Regions from separate parts of the Homo sapiens genome. Here region 2 is linked to region 1. A link is a loop called in an ENCODE intact Hi-C map of the cell type or tissue named here. Cell type or tissue: CD14-positive monocyte. All regions are shown on one strand. Each heading gives the region's core, and the rest is flanking DNA. Links, peaks and the distances in the headings are about the cores only.

Region 1 (8,107 bases), core at 1,467-6,466:
TGGTACCAGTTCCTCCTTGTACCTCTGGTAGAATTCAGCTGTGAATCCATCTGGTCCTGGACTCTTTTTAGTTGGTAAGCTATTGATTATTGCCACAATTTCAGATCCTGTTATTGGTCTATTCAGAGATTCAACTTCTTCCTGGTTTAGTCTTGGGAGAGTGTATGTGTCAAGGAATTTATCCATTTCTTCTAGATTTTCCAGTTTATTTGCGTAGAGGTGTTTGTAGGATTCTCTGATGGTAGTTTGTATTTCTGTGGGATCGGTGGTGATATCCCCTTTATCATTTTTTATTGCGTCTATTAGATTCTTCTCTCTTTTTTTCTTTATTAGTCTTGCTAGCGGTCTATCAATTTTGTTGATCCTTTCAAAAAACCAGCTCCTGGATTCATTAATTTTTTGAAGGGTTTTTTGTGTCTCTATTTCCTTCAGTTCTGCTCTGATTTTAGTTATTTCTTGCCTTCTGCTAGCTTTTGAATGTGTTTGCTCTTGCTTTTCTAGTTCTTTTAATTGTGATGTTAGGGTGTCAATTTTGGATCTTTCCTGCTTTCTCTTGTGGGCATTTAGTGCTATAAATTTCCCTCTACACACTGCTTTGAATGTGTCCCAGAGATTCTGGTATGTTGTGTCTTTGTTCTCGTTGGTTTCAAAGAACATCTTTATTTCTGCCTTCATTTCGTTATGTACCCAGTAGTCATTCAGGAGCAGGTTGTTCAGTTTCCATGTAGTTGAGCGGTTTTGAGTGAGATTCTTAATCCTGAGTTCTAGTTTGATTGCACTGTGGTCTGAGAGATAGTTTGTTATAATTTCTGTTCTTTTACATTTGCTGAGGAGAGCTTTACTTCCAAGTATGTGGTCAATTTTGGAATAGGTGTGGTGTGGTGCTGAAAAAAATGTATATTCTGTTGATTTGGGGTGGAGAGTTCCGTAGATGTCTATTAGGTCCTCTTGGTGCAGAGCTGAGTTCAATTCCTGGTTATCCTTGTTGACTTTCTGTCTTGTTGATCTGTCTAATGTTGACAGTGGGGTGTTAAAGTCTCCCATTATTAATGTGTGGGAGTCTAAGTCTCTTTGTAGGTCACTCAGGACTTGCTTTATTAATCTGGGTGCTCCTATATTGGGTGCATATGTATTTAGGATAGTTAGCTCTTCTCGTTGAATTGATCCCTTTACCATTATGTAATGGCCTTCTTTGTCTCTTTTGATCTTTGTTGGTTTAAAGTCTGTTTTATCAGAGACTAGGATTGCAACCCCTGCCTTTTTTTGTTTTCCATTTGCTTGGTAGATCTTCCTCCATCCTTTTATTTTGAGCCTATGTGTGTCTCTGCACGTGAGATGGGTTTCCTGAATACAGCACACTGATGGGTCTTGACTCTTTATCCAATTTGCCAGTCTGTGTCTTTTAATTGGAGCATTTAGTCCATTAACATTGAAAGTTAATATTGTTATGTGTGAATTTGATCCTGTCATTATGATGTTAGCTGGTTATTTTGCTTGTTAGTTGATGCAGTTTCTTCCTAGTCTCGATGGTCTTTACATTTTGGCATGATTTTCCAGTGGCTGGTACCGGTTGTTCGTTTCCATGTTTAGCGCTTCCTTCAGGAGCTCTTTTAGGGCAGGCCTGGTGTTGACAAAATCTCTCAGCATTTGCTTGTCTGTAAAGTATTTTATTTCTCCTTCGCTTATGAAGCTTAGTTTGGCTGGATATGAAATTCTGGGTTGAAAATTCTTGTCTTTAAGAATGTTGAATATTGGCCCCCACTCTCTTCTGGCTTGTAGGGTTTCTGCCGAGAGATCCGCTGTTAGTCTGATGGGCTTCCCTTTGAGGGCAACCCGACCTTTCTCTCTGGCTGCCCTTAACATTTTTTCCTTCATTTCAACTTTGGTGAATCTGACAATTATGTGTCCTGGAGTTGCTCTTCTCGAGTAGTATCTTTGTGGCGTTCTCTATATTTCCTGAATCTGAACGTTGGCCTGCCTTGCTAGATTGGGGAAGTTCTCCTGGATAATATCCTGCAGAGTGTTTTCCAACTTGGTTCCATTCTCCCCATCACTTTCAGGTACACCAGTCAGACGTAGATTTGGTCTTATCACATAGTCCCATATCTCTTGGAGGCTTTGCTCATTTCTTTTTATTCTTTTTTCTCTAAACTTCCCTTCTCGCTTCATTTCATTCATTTCATCTTCCATCGCTGATACCCTTTCTTCCAGTTGATCGCATCGGCTCCTGAGGCTTCTGCATTCTTCATGTAGTTCTCGAGCCTTGGTTTTCAGCTCCATCAGCTCCTTTAAGCACTTCTCTGTATTGGTTATTCTAGTTAGACATTCTTCTAAATTTTTTTCAAAGTTTTCAACTTCTTTGCCTTTGGTTTGAATGTCCTCCCGTAGCTCAGAGTAATTTGATCGTCTGAAGCCTTCTTCTCTCAGCTCGTCAAAGTCATTCTCCATCCACCTTTGTTCCGTTGCTGGTGAGGAACTGCGTTCCTTTGGAGGAGGAGAGGCACTCTGCGTTTTAGAGTTTCCAGTTTTTCTGTTCTGTTTTTTCCCCATCTTTGTGGTTTTATCTACTTTTGGTCTTTGATGATGGTGATGTACAGATGGGTTTTTGGTGTGGATGTCCTTTCTGTTTGTTAGTTTTCCTTCTAACAGACAGGACCCTCAGCTGCAGGTCTGTTGGAATACCCTGCCGTGTGAGGTGTCAGTGTGCCCCTGCAGGGGGGTGCCTCCCAGTTAGGCTGCTCGGTGGTCAGGGGTCAGGGACCCACTTGAGGAGGCAGTCTGCCCGTTCTCAGATCTCCAGCTGAGTGCTGGGAGAACCACTGCTCTCTTCAAAGCTGTCAGACAGGGACATTTAAGTCTGCAGAGGTTACTGCTGTCTTTTTGTTTGTCTGTGCCCCGCCCCCAGAGGTGGAGCCTACAGAGGCAGGCAGGCCTCCTTGAGCTGTGGTGGGCTCCGCCCAGTTGGAGCTTCTGGGCTGCTTTGTTTACCTAAGCAAGCCTCAGCAATGGCGGGCGCCCCTCCCCCAGCCTCGCTGCCGCCTTGCAGTTTGATCTCAGACCGCTGTGCTAGCAATCAGCGAGACTCCATGGGGTAGGACCCTCCAAGCCAGGTGTGGGATATAATCTCATGGTGCATAAAGCGCAGTATTCGGGTGGGAGTGACCCGATTTTCCAGGTGCCGTCCGTCACCCCTTTCTTTGACTCGGAAAGGGAACTCCCTGACCCCTTGCGCTTCCCGTGTGAGGCAATGCCTCGCCCTGCTTCGGCTCGCGCACGGTGCGCGCACCCACTGACCTGCGCCCACTGTCTGGCACTCCCTAGTGAGATGAACCCGGTACCTCAGATGGAAATGCAGAAATCACCCGTCTTCTGCGTCGCTCACGCTGGGAGCTGTAGACCGGAGCTGTTCCTATTCGGCCATCTTGGCTCCTCCCCCCGAGATTGTAAGTCTTAAATGTAATATTAGTTTGAAATAACACCATTCCTTTTTTTTTTTTTCTGTTTGCCTCTTCCCTGTTTATGGATGGGATCAGATGTGACTGAAGGTCACACAGAAAGTAAGTCTGTGTACCATGCTGATTGAAGTCTTTCTGCACCATGTCCAGGTATTGCTTTTCCCGGGTCATGCCACTTTGCTCAGGTTCTAACTCGTCATCTGGCTTCATTCTGCAGAGACTCAGGCAGGAGACTTCTCTATCCCCTAAAGAAGGGAAAGAGATGCTGGGCTTTGCAGAGGATGAGGAGCATCTCCTTTCTGGCCCCTCTGCCTCCAAATTAAGAAGTTTTGTTTCGGTTTCATTTCAACAGAGAGAGAGAAGAAAGAGCTGCCTGACCCATGCTCCACTTCCAGGACAGAGACAGCTCAGACCCCTCTCCGGTAGCTCTCTGAATGCTGCCAGCAGTCCCCAGAGATAGAGAAGAGGTCAATTGCAACAGCCCTGTGAGAGCAATTGCACAATCTACTACAAGGCCACAGGGCAGGGGATGAGATGATTCTGGCCATGTGGGGCAGTGGATAAAATGCTGGCCAGGCCTCTGGTCACCACTGTGCCACCAACTCACTTTATAACCTAAGGCAAGGTATCAGACCTCTTTAAGCCTTCATTTCCCCATCTGTCAAAGTAGGAAATGTAGTATTTTGCAGAACAAAAAACTATCAGATAGTACCAGATATCCGAAAGTATTAGATAATACCTTAGTATTATCTAACCCAACCTGTTTATTTGATATGCTTGGTAACTGAGTACTGGAGATGGGGAGTGTCTTGCCTAGGGTTACATGGCTGTAAGTAGCAGGGTCACTTCTAGAAGGCAAGACCTCTCCTGCATGCTGAAGTGCTGCTTTCTATTTTAGATGCTCTCCAAGGTTCTCCCCGGCTCCAGGAGTCTGCAGTTCTAAAGACATCTCCCCCTATCAGCTCTGGCTGCCGTCTTTGGACGTAGTCTTGTGTCAGTCACCATATGTTTCTTTTGGGACTCTTGGGGACATATTATGTCCAGCTACTTCCATCATTACAGAGTTCTTCAATGTCATGGAAGGCCATCCAAATGGTCTCAGTAAAGCTTCTGGTGGGTCCTTGTGATGTTTGCACTCATCCAGGATCATTTCAGGGAAAACCTTCAGACAGATGCTGAGCAAGATCAGGGGCAGCATGGCCTTATGTTTATAGAGAGAGACATTATAGTGACCACCAGGAGACCTGTTTTCTAGTCTGACTTGGCCCTTGAATCGCCTTGTGACCTCAGACAAGCTTCCAAGACAGTGTCATATTCAAAACAAATTGTTTGAACTAGATGATCCCTAAAGTATCTTCCAGCTCTGACATTCCATAGCAGAATATTACCAAATCTCTCCATTCCTTGGGGAATTTTGTTTAGAAACTAGGAGGATAATCTTTGCTCCAGGAAATCTGGGAATGCTTGCAGGCCTGAGGATCATAAAACCAATATTAGAAAGGAAACCTAAGAATATAATGTACACTTGGGCCTACCTGAGGGTGAAGGGTAGGAGGAGGGAGAGGAGCAGAAAAAATGACTATTGAGTACTGGGCTTAGTGCCTGGGTGACAAAATAATCTGTACAACAAACCCTTGTGACACAAGTTTACCCAAATAACAAACCTGCACATGTGCCTCTGAACCTAAAATAAAAGTTTAAAAAATATATATAGTGTTCTGTACTTTAGCTCATATTTTCCAGGGTCCATAACAAATGTTCATAACATAATTACATCTTAATTTTCATATGCAGAGAGGTAGATGGGGAGATTGGAATAATGCTTGTTATGGAAATGAATTATACTGTAACAGAATATTATTGCACTTGATTATACTGGGGCGACATGATCGGATCCACAGCTTCACAGACGTAGATCCTGCCTTCAAAGCTCATGTCTTCTCAGGGAAGCTCAGGCATAGGTATAACTAACTCAAATACAAAATATGACATTTTAGACCCAATAGGAAGGATTTTAGAGGGGAGAAAAAACACCTCCTGTTGTGGGGGTATCAGGAAAGTCTTTATGGAGGAGTTTGAATGTGAGATTGGTTTTGGGAAAGAAATGACAAGGAGAGGTAAAAGGGGGCCAATCAGAGGAAATCTATGAATCAAAGCAGAGGCAGGGAAATTATGTGAGGTTTAGCCGCTAGTGAATGGGCCATTTGCCTGGCTAGGGCATAGGGCTGTGAAGAGAAGTGGTGAGAAAGAAGACTAATTATATTTATATGTCATATCTCTTTGGCTAGTACACAAGTACCTTTAGGTCAAAATCTTTGTTCAATTCTTCTTTGTTTCCCTACTAAGGATGACACATAACCATCTCTCAAAACTTTTTTAATGAATAAATCAGTTATATTGCATGGCACTTTTCCTCCCAAACCACCAAGGTACAGTATAGACACAGCCATATCTTAGACTCTGAAATCAGGTTGAATACAATACTTATCCTGTAGATGTGAAGTACCATCCCTCAGCCCTATAACTGCAGATAGGTCATCTCTCACCTGAGGAAGGGAGTTGTGTCATGTTCACCAGCCCCTAATGTTAAAATGTGACATATACATGACCTGTACAAGATGCTGAATTTAGCAACTCTGATGCAGAAAAAAGCCCATCAATTACAGTGCTTTGCGATGGCCTGTGGGGCCAGTTCTAGGGACAGCAAAACAAAGAGAATCTTAGTAATCATCACTGGGTTGCAACAAATGAAATCCCCTAAGAAAATGTGTTGATAAATATTTACTGAGATTCTGTCACTTAGCAATGTAGTAACCAGACTGCTGCCAAAAGAAAAAAAAAAGACTAGGGGGGAATCTGGACTTTCCTGTATCCAGAGTATAGTGGTGGGTAAGAAACCCATATTTCTATTGACATGAGAAAATTGTACAGAACTACTTATATCTGTGTACACATGGGTACAAGTAAAACTAAGGAAATCTGAATAAGATACATAGATTATATCTATGTGATAGCTTAGTTGTGATATTGAACCAGTAAGCAAGATGTTACCATGGAGAGAAACTGAATAAAGGGTACATGGAATCTCTCTGTATTATTTCTTACACCTGTATGTGAATCCACAATTATCTCAAAAATTTGTTTTAAGTCCCAGATGGATTCACTGGTGATTTTTCTAAAAAAGAAATTATACCAATTTTCCACAATCTCTTCTAGAAGATAAAAGGAAAGGGAATACTTCCTAACTCATTCTATGAGGCCAGCATTATCCTAATACCAAAACCAGAAAAAGACATTACATATAAAGAAGTAAACTACAGACCAATATCTCTCATGAACATTGATGAAAAAATGCTCAACAAAATATTAGCAAATTGAATCCAACAATGTATTAAAAAAGTATAAACCAAAACCAAATGGGATTTATCCCAGGTATGTAAGGCTGGTTAAACATTTAAAAATCAATTAATGGAGGCCAGGTGCGGTGGCTCATGCCTGTAATCCCAGCACTTTGGGAGGCTGAGGCAGGTGGATCACCTGAGGTTGGGAGTTTGAGACTAGCCTGAGCAACATGGAGAAACCCTGTCTCTACTGAAAATACAAAATTAGCTGGGTGTGGTGGCACATGCCTATAATCCCAGCTACTCAGGAGGCTGAGGCAGGAGAATCACTTGAACCTGGGAAGCGGAGGTTGTGGTGAGCCGATATCGCGCCATTGCACTCCAGCCTGGGCAACAAGAGCGAAACTCCGTCTAAAAAAAAAAAGGAAAAATAAAATCAATTAATGCAATTAATCACATCAAGAGGCTAAAGAAGAAAAATCGCATGATTATATGACCAGATGCAGAAAAAGCCTTTGACAAAACCCAGCACTCATCCATGATAAAAACTCTCAGCAAAATAGGAATCCGGGGAAACTTCTTCACTTGATAAAGAGCATCTACAAAAATACCTACAGTTAAAATCATACTTAACAGTGAGAAACTCAAAGCTTTCCTACTAAAAACAGGAACAAGGCAAGGATGTACCTTTTCATCACTGGTTTTCAACATCATACTGGAAGTCCTCACTAATGCAATAAGACAAGAAAAGGAAACAAAAGGGATACAAATTTGGAAGGAAGAAATACGACTGTCTTTTTTCACAGAAACAAATGACGTAATTATCTACATGAAAATCCTTAAAAAATGACAAAGAATACCCTCCTAGAACTAATAAGTAATTATAGCACTGCTGCAGGACGCATGGTTAATACACAAAAGTAAATTGCTTTCCTAAACACTGGAAATGAACAAGTGGAATTTGAAATTAAAAACACATTACCATTTACATTAGCAATCCAAAAGTGATGTACTTAGGTATAAATCTAACAAGTATGTGCAAGAGGAAAACTGCAAAACTCTGTTGAAAGATATCAAAGAACACATCAATGAAGAGATATTCTGTATTCATGGATAGGAAAACAACAGTGTCAAGATTTCAATTCTTTCCAACTTGATCCCTATAAAAGTATCAGCAAGAATATCGGCAAACTGATCCTAAAGTTTATATAAAGAGGCGAAAGGCCCAGTATAACCAACTCAATATTGAAGGGGAAGAAGAAAGTCAGAAGACAGACACTACCAGACTTCAAGACTTACTATAAAGCTACA
Region 2 (8,107 bases), core at 1,324-6,323, 94 kb after region 1:
AGCCTGTGCAGTACCTGGCATATGGCAATTGCTCAGTACAGAGTTAGCCTAAGTGTCAGGCACTAAGCTCTCTGTGCTGCAGAGGATCCAAAAATTCAAGTGACATGGGCACTTCTCCCACAGAGCTCATAATATAGCAAGTAGAAACGTTCACAAAACCTCTGCAAAAGATAGACCACGACATGTTGAGAGGTGACAGCGCGCTGGCAGCCCTCACAGCCCTCGCTCACTCTCGGCGCCTCCTCTGCCTGGGCTCCCACTTTGGCGGCACTTGAGGAGCCCTTTAGCCCGCCACTGCACTGTGGGAGACCCTTTCTGGGCTGGCCAAGGCCAGAGCTGGCTCCCTCAACTTGCAGGGAGGTGTGGAGGGAGAATGTTAGAACATTTATTATAAAAAGTATTGAGGAGCAGATGAACATTAGTTCTGCATGGTGGAGCTGATTATCGGCAAAGGTTCTTAGAAAGGATAGAATTTAAGCTAGAGCACGAAAAGAGGATAGGATCTTTGAGGCAAGTCTTTCAGGCAGAGGAGGAGGGGAAAAAAGTGTATTGGGCATGCCCAGAAGAGGAAATGGCTTACCCCACAAAAGGCAGTGAATGTGAGAGCACTGGGTGTGGCTAAGCCTTTGTGTCGCTGAAGGGTGAGATTTTAGAGGTAGAATAGGTGTGAGAGAAGAGGGTTTGAGATACGGGTGGAATTCAGTATGGGATTATTAGCAGAGTTAATTGGAAAACAGCATCAAATTTTTAAGGGTTTGAAATGCCCAGTGCAATGTTTGGACTTCCCTCTGAGAGCAAAAGGGAGGCACTCATGTTTCTGAGTACAAGGATGGCTTGAATTGATGAGATTCCTGCTATCAAGTTGCTCCATCTGGTCAAGAACAAGGTAGAGAACAAACTGTAAGAGGATGTGATGAGTGAGACACTAAAAGCCTGAAAGAGGAAACCATTAAGGAGCAAGGCTTTAAGAGAAGAAAAGAGGAAACCTAACACCCTGATCATTCCTCCACCATCTTGTGCTCGTCTATTAATGCCTGTCTTCCTCTCTTGACTCTGAGCTCCTTAAGAGCCCAGCACAGTGCCTGTCATTCAACAAAACTTCAGAAAATGTGGATAAAAATAAGAAATTGTAGATAACTTCAGACATAGTAAGTATAGTGGATAGGAAACAAAGAGTGTTAAGGCTAGGAGACCTCTTAGGAATTTTTTGCAATAGCTCAAGTGAGAACTGTTAAGTCTGGAAGAAGTGCAGTGGAGTGGGCATGGAAGGGCGAGGATCAACAGAGATAGAGTAGGTATCGGGCTGGACGCAGTGGCTCATGCCTGTAATCCCAGCACTTTGGGAGGCCAAGGAAGGCGGATCACTTGATATCAGGAGTTCAAGACCAGCATGGCCAACATGGTGATACCTCGTCTCTACTCAAAATACAAAAATATTAGCTAGGTGCAGTGGTACATGCTTGTAATCCCAGCTACACAGGAGGCTGAGGCAGAAGAATCACTTGAACCCGGGAGTTAGAGGTCACAGTGAGCCGAGATGGCACCACTGCACTCCAGACTGAGCGACAGAGCAAGACTCTGTCTCAAAAAAAAAAAAAAAAAAGGAGGTATCAGGGATTGGTTGGAGGTGAGGAGGGTAAGCGAGGAGGCAGAGAGTAGAGATACTGAGTCTGGGTGCTTGGAAGCGTGATGATGCCATCAACCTATCAACTCAGAGCAGAAGGGCTCGAATGACAAGGACATTGCCCAAGCAGGAATTCAATATATATTTGCGGAGAGGATGGATGGGTTGATAGATGGATGGGTCTTCAACATAAGCACGGAATTATAGACTCATTTATTATTGGGGAGCTTACATATCATCAGCCCTATTATTCTATATATGAGTGAAGTGAGGTAAGACAAGAACTGACTGCTTTTGATCACATAGCTACCAGGTGATAAATTTAGGGCATGAAACTCCTAAGCTAGTGTTCTTTCCAGTATGTTATATAGTTATTTTCTTCAATTCTTAAAAAGAATTTCAGAGGAAATGGTATGCATGAATATCATATACCACTTGTAATTTATTTTTTTAACTAAAAGCTACATTGGGAATTTCATTTCCGTTTCTCTGATTAAAATAGGAATTCTAAAAGTCATGCATATTGATTGAAAAGTCCTCGGCTTTGGGGCCAAATTCTTCCAGTGGCTGTTACCTTCTATAATCCCATTTTCCAAGACATTTCTCTCTTGCCTACCCAGATTCACAACTTGCAGAATATGAAGCATGCCTGAAGAACTTGTACAGCAGAGAGGGTGGCATAATTTTAGCCTAGAGGTAGTTCTAAGGGCAGTTCATCATTTTGCAAAGGTGAAATTAACTTTTAGAGAAATCACGTGGAAATTTACTTTTAGATGAATCACGTGGATCTAAAACAAAAGGACTGATTTCCTTAAATCACATCAAAAACCAGTCCCTTGACTTTTTCACACTTTGTGTGTATCGAGTGCCTGCGACATGCTCCTCGGCTCTCTAGTTGTCCTAGTGGAGAGGATGATACAAAAGTTTAAGATACAGTTCTTCCTTTAAGGAGTTCTTATCCTAGGTAAGGAGATGAGATTCATATGGGAAAAAAAAATCACACAGTAATTAATGATGAAACAATTGTTTCTTTTCCTTGGTAACTTTCAGGCATTAAACAACAGATGGATTAAGTGAATCTCAACCTGGGAAGCTTATCACATCAAATTTTTGGGGGGTATTTGTGGGTGACTACAGCATCTCGGCCTATAGGTCATCAGTCTCTGATGTCAGAGAACACATCTTCTCATTTTCTTGTCCTCCAGGGACAGCATTACGGTGGACAGTGAATCAACACTGTTGCCAGGAGGCAGGCACAGAGTTTGAGTGGGGAAAGGGAAAAGGTGCAGGAAACCCAGCCTCGGAGGACCCATCAGGAATCTCCTCACCTTTGTTCTCTCTCTTCTCCAATTCGTCTTCCACACTAAACCAGTTGTTAAGAGCTTCTTAGAGTCCCAATATTGCTAGTATGTTCTGATAATGGCCATAACATTTACTGAGCATTACTTCATGGCAGGCACTGTCCTGAATACTTCATGTGCTATACATACATCTTATCGCATAGTGACGACAGATCTGGAGTGTTGGTCCCAATGTTGCCAATACCTAGGTGGTTGCTATTAGACAACTAATTCTCTCTTTGCCATTTCCTCATCTGTTGAATGATGAGGGAGTTCCAGGTCTAAGAACTATGGAAACATTCTGCTCCAAATGCCTGTTGTTCGATCCACAAATATGCCCCAAGATTATCCCACCAATTGGTTACATCAGGCTGTGCTGGCCACAGAGTGGCCCACGTGTCTGTTTTCCAAGGCCAAGTGCCTGGTCTAACTGTGTCCCTAGCTGGGCCTGGCAGAGAGGTGGTGGCCGGGCCAGCAGAATGATGTTGGTACAGGAAGAGGATTTTTCTCAGGATAAAAGGCTGACTCTAGCCTGCAGCTCATGGCCTTTAATAGCCTAATGATCACGTGAGAGTCCTTGGCTTGGTCTGGCCTGGCCAGGCCCTGAGCACTGGCAGGAGAGCCCCACCCAGGTTAATTGATCTGTTTCTATCCTCTGACAGGCCCTGGGCAGGAGTTGGCACATTTTCCTCTGTGCACAGATCTTCCCCGTGCCAGGCTTACAAAAGGAAGTTTCCGGAGCTGAGCAGGTCTGGCACATTTCAAGTTGTCCTGAGTCTTGTCCTCATGGCTCTCCACTTCTCTTTTTTCTCTCCAAACTTTTCTCTCACCCGCTCCCTAGCTGATTTTGTTCTCTTTTCTCATTTTAAATGACTGACCTTCCTCCTCCTTTCCTTCTTTCCTTCTCTTTTCTCTCCCTCCCTCCTTTCCATCTTCCCTCCCTTCCTTCTTTCCTTCCTCCCTTCCTTCCTTCCCTTTTTCTCCCTCCCTCCCTTACTCCTTCCCTGCCTTCCTCCCTCCCTCCTTCTCTTCTTCCTTTCTTTCTTCTTTCCTTCCTCCCTTCCTCCTTACCTCCTCCCTCTTCCTTCCCATGTTTATTTGTTCTGTCTTTTTCGTCTCTGTCTTCCTTATTCCAGTACCCTCACTCCAGATTCTCCCTCTTTCTCCAATCTTTCACCAATATTTCAGAAATTTCTCTTTTGCTTTCCTGCCTGCCATACTGGATAGAAGTCAGATGGCTATTTGTGTAATCTTCCCCTTCTCTCCTCCTTCAAGTGTTTGAGCAAAGAGGCCACATTTTCTTTCACTCTTTCCGAAACAGTTTCAGGTACCACCCCTGGTGTCTGACCCTTGTCACATTCCACTCGCAATAACCAAGTTGACCAGTGCCGGTGCCCAGACAACAGATCCAGGCTTGTAGCCAAAGCCAGTTGGGGGTTAGCTCTGGGAGGCCCTCATGCTGAGACTGGCAACCCAAAGTTTGCAAGTTGTCTTTTTGTTCTTTTCCTTCACCTCTTGAGCCTAGGCAGGGTCACTCTGTGTACTCAGGCTACACTTGAGTAGTCACGGATGAGTGCTATAAATTCATAGGTGTAACAACATAAGAGATCAGATATAGCCAAGACAGATCTGCCCATTATTTGACCTTTCTTGATTCTTCATAAAGAATGAAATGGAGGCCACTGCTATGTTTGCCATCACTCTGAGGGCCTCCTAGGGCACAATCAGGTTACGGACGAAGTTCTTATTTCTTCTATTCATTCATTCAATAAGCATAACTGAATAGCATTTCCAGCATTGGAAACAAGGACACAAAGGTGTTCCCGGTTCTCAAAGAGCAGACAACTTAACAGAGGAGATGGACCTTAGAAAAGCTTGAGGTAATTATTAAGGAAAATACCGATGAAGTGCCATGGAATATAGACTGGCTGTGGAAGACGGTAAAATACCCAGAGAAGAAGATATTTGAGCCAAGTCTTCAATTGTGGCAGAAACAAAAAGACCCAACCATTAGCAGGTGTGCAAGATAGCCAGAGGGACTGGTATTAATTAAAAGGAAAAAACCACAAATCATTTGGGGAAAAGGCACAAAAAATGAATTAAACCCTAACAAAAACTAAGAGCTAAGAGTCAAGGATTTAATCCACTCACTCTCCCCTTCCAATGCCACTGATAATTTTACTTAAAGTGGATGTATGCCAATCAATTCCTCAGCCCCAATTCAAGGTTAGACATCCAAAAGCCAGAAGAATGACATGCTAGAAAGATGATTTAGAACCAAAAGGTTTGAAACATGGTTCTGTCTTTAACATGCTACTTTGAGCAAAGTTCTCCCTCTTTAGTCCTCAATTATATTCCAAGTTCCCCTCAGCTTTAAATGTGATGTTTGTTTCTAGGACTGAGAGTGATTTGTTGGGTTCTGCCATGACCCTGAGAAGAAGGCCTTCTGTGTCTTCCATGTTTATTTGTCCTGTGTTCCTAAAGCCACAGTCTTTTGGGGAAGGAAGTGTGGGGCATATTTTTACACATTTTATAAATGAGGACTAGAGAAATGCGCAAGTCCTACCCTCCCCACCCCAAATCATGCTATTCACATCTTTCCAAGACAGCAGATGGAAAAAGGCAGATAAAAGACTGAAGTTATGTCTTTAAAAGGGTAGAAATCTGTATGGCATCCTAGAGCAAGAGGATGAAGAGGATGACGCAGTTTAGCCCCTAAGGAAACTGAGACCCAGAAAAAGCACATGTCTTGGCTAAGGTTACAGAACATGTCAGTGGCACAGCTGGGACTCAGAGGCTTGTTGGGCCATTGGTCAGTGCTCTTTTTATTATGCCAAACATGCTCATGTCTCCTCCTCAGCTTTTCAGGAGCTCCATGGCCAGTTCACCTCCCCATTCTGACACCTAACGCCGTGAGGCTCCGTCCTTGAAGAGATGTAACATGTTCTGGAGAAGATGTCAAGGGTCACTTCGAAGTGTGCACAGGTGAGTTAATGAGAGCTGCTGCCTTTCAATGTGGGCTACTGACGCTTTCTCCAACAGGTAGGTGTCTTGTGTGCAAAGGCCAATAGTATTTCCTGCAATCTGGAGGCAGATTCTGCTCACAATCTCGAGACACAGCAAACTCTCCCCACCCGAGAAGAGGATGGGATGAGGCACACTGAAGAGGTAGGGAGGAGGAGATGGAGAAAAGATATATTTTTGTTTGGTGGAGAACACACACTTTTCAATTTCAACCAAGACGTTTGAAATGCACACAATCACAGTTTCTTCTCCTTTCCCTCAGGAAAGAAAACTGATCCTGTAGCCACAGAAAAACAGGACTGAGACCAGGAAGGGCAAGTCGTGTGTGTCAGCATTGTGGACCTTTATATAAATAATAATTTTCCAGTGGGAACTGTGATCTCTTCTTGTCTCTTCTATTTTTAAATGCTAATTACTTCTGATTTTGTTTACGTAGGCGGAGCTAATAAGAACATTTGCTTCATAACCATTGAACCTAATGTATCTGTTTTTGGACACTGGTGATTTATTTTTGCACACATGCTCCAAATTGGTGCTAATTACTTTAAAGGATCAGAGTTTCTATTCCAAGAGGGATGACGACAGAATGTCAATTTGGAGTCTCTGAGCATAATGTCCCAATTATCAATGCATTCCAGACCAGAATGGACTTGGCACCTTCTTGAAGGGATTTGGCTTCACTTTTATCAGCCAGTCCCTGGTTGTAGCTTCATTAAAACTTGCTTTCTAGTAACTTGTGGATGTGCCTATACTTTTCTCTGTCTCAAAGACCCTTCAGTGTCATATCAGTATCCTGAATACCTACCTTTTCATTTCCAGATCAAATACTTCTCCCTCTGAGCCTTTTTTGATCTCTTTGGCCCAAGATAATTTTAATTCCTAAGATTTTCTGATTCCTTTCTTAAAGAGGTTAGCACTTTCTACATTGTATTGTAATCATTTGCTGTTACATTCTTACCTCCTTTCTAACAGATAAGCCCCTTAGTGACAATACCTTATCTGAATTATCTTTGTCCCCACTGCACACTGAAACTTCTCCTGGTGCCCTGTACATAATAAGTGCTTTACACATTGATTTAATTGCGGTTTGTTTATAATATCCTACATGCTCCAGAAAGATTTTAAGGTAGATTTAAATAAATATTTATGCAACAAAGGAATGAATACATCTATACGCACACAGAATTACTAAAGTCTATAATCAATATATGAAGTATAACTACACAGTACAAAATTTAACCATCATACCTAAAAGAAAAACAAACACGATGCTGTGGGGAATGCTTGAGAGGTAGTAACAAAGGCTTTAAATCTTAATGACCACCAAAGTAACCCACATTCCTGATATGGTATTTGCTCAACATGAATGTTTAGATGAACAGGAGATGAAAACTATCTGAAGTGAGGGGAGGGGGTGTCACTGACTACACAGAATAAATATGGAGCATATTGTGACCAAGAAGATATGGCCACAGAGGAAAAAGAGCAAAACAGGTCCATCCTAATTTGTTCATTTACCGTTCACTTATTCATCCCACAAACTTGTATGGAGAAGCCCCTATGTCAAATGCTATGCTTGCACTGTGGATGCAAAGGTAAATAAAAACATCCTAGTTTAGCTGTTTAGACCAGGGGTCAGCAAACTATGGCCAATGGGCCATCTCCGGATCACTGTTTGTTTTATAAATAAAGTTTTATTGGAATACACCATGCCAATTCATTTATATATATATCTCTTAGCCACTGTTCCTCCACAACTGCAGAATTGAATAGTTCTGAGAGAAACCTTATGTCCTGCAAAACCAAAATGTTGACTGTTCCTCATCTGTCCCTTTACATAAAATGTTGGTTGACACTGGTTTAAAAGTCATTAAAATACACTGGAGACAGTGCCATGTGGGGTAAGGACAGCGTTCTGTGGAAGACAACTCAGTCTTAGAAAGTCAAGGAAGGCCTCTTAGGGCAGAGACCATGTGTTTCTTGCTCACTGTTGTATTACAAGTGCCTGACACATAGTAGGTGCTCAGTAAATATTTGTTGAATGAATAAACAAATGATGTTACTTCTAAGATGAGAGTGAAGGGATGATTGGAGTAATCCAGGACAAACGTGGAGGGAT

Evidence for each region. Peaks named below come from ENCODE experiments on the same cell type or tissue, not always from the same donor. Only the 100,000 strongest peaks of a DNase experiment are listed, where the experiment ranks them.
Region 2: it touches region 1 in a loop (1.9-fold over the local background); 1 of 110 quality-filtered maps calls a loop at or near these places.

Annotation. Positions count from the first base shown.
Region 1 is chr3:187,885,550-187,893,656 of GRCh38, reverse strand. LOC105374264 (a long non-coding RNA gene) reads left to right here and starts at 2,955. Exons shown (of 3, transcript XR_924813.3): 1 at 2,955-3,443. RefSeq lists enhancers at 2,693-3,296, 3,297-3,900. In CD14-positive monocyte, for the core only: no CTCF peak of the experiment used is centred there; a DNase peak (open chromatin) is centred at 3,936; H3K4me3 peaks cover 620 bases; H3K27ac peaks cover 492 bases.
Region 2 is chr3:187,791,209-187,799,315 of GRCh38, reverse strand. LOC105374263 (a long non-coding RNA gene) reads left to right here and starts at 3,627. Exons shown (of 3, transcript XR_924812.2): 1 at 3,627-3,713; 2 at 5,825-6,132; 3 at 6,251-6,721. In CD14-positive monocyte, for the core only: no CTCF peak of the experiment used is centred there; no DNase peak of the experiment used is centred there.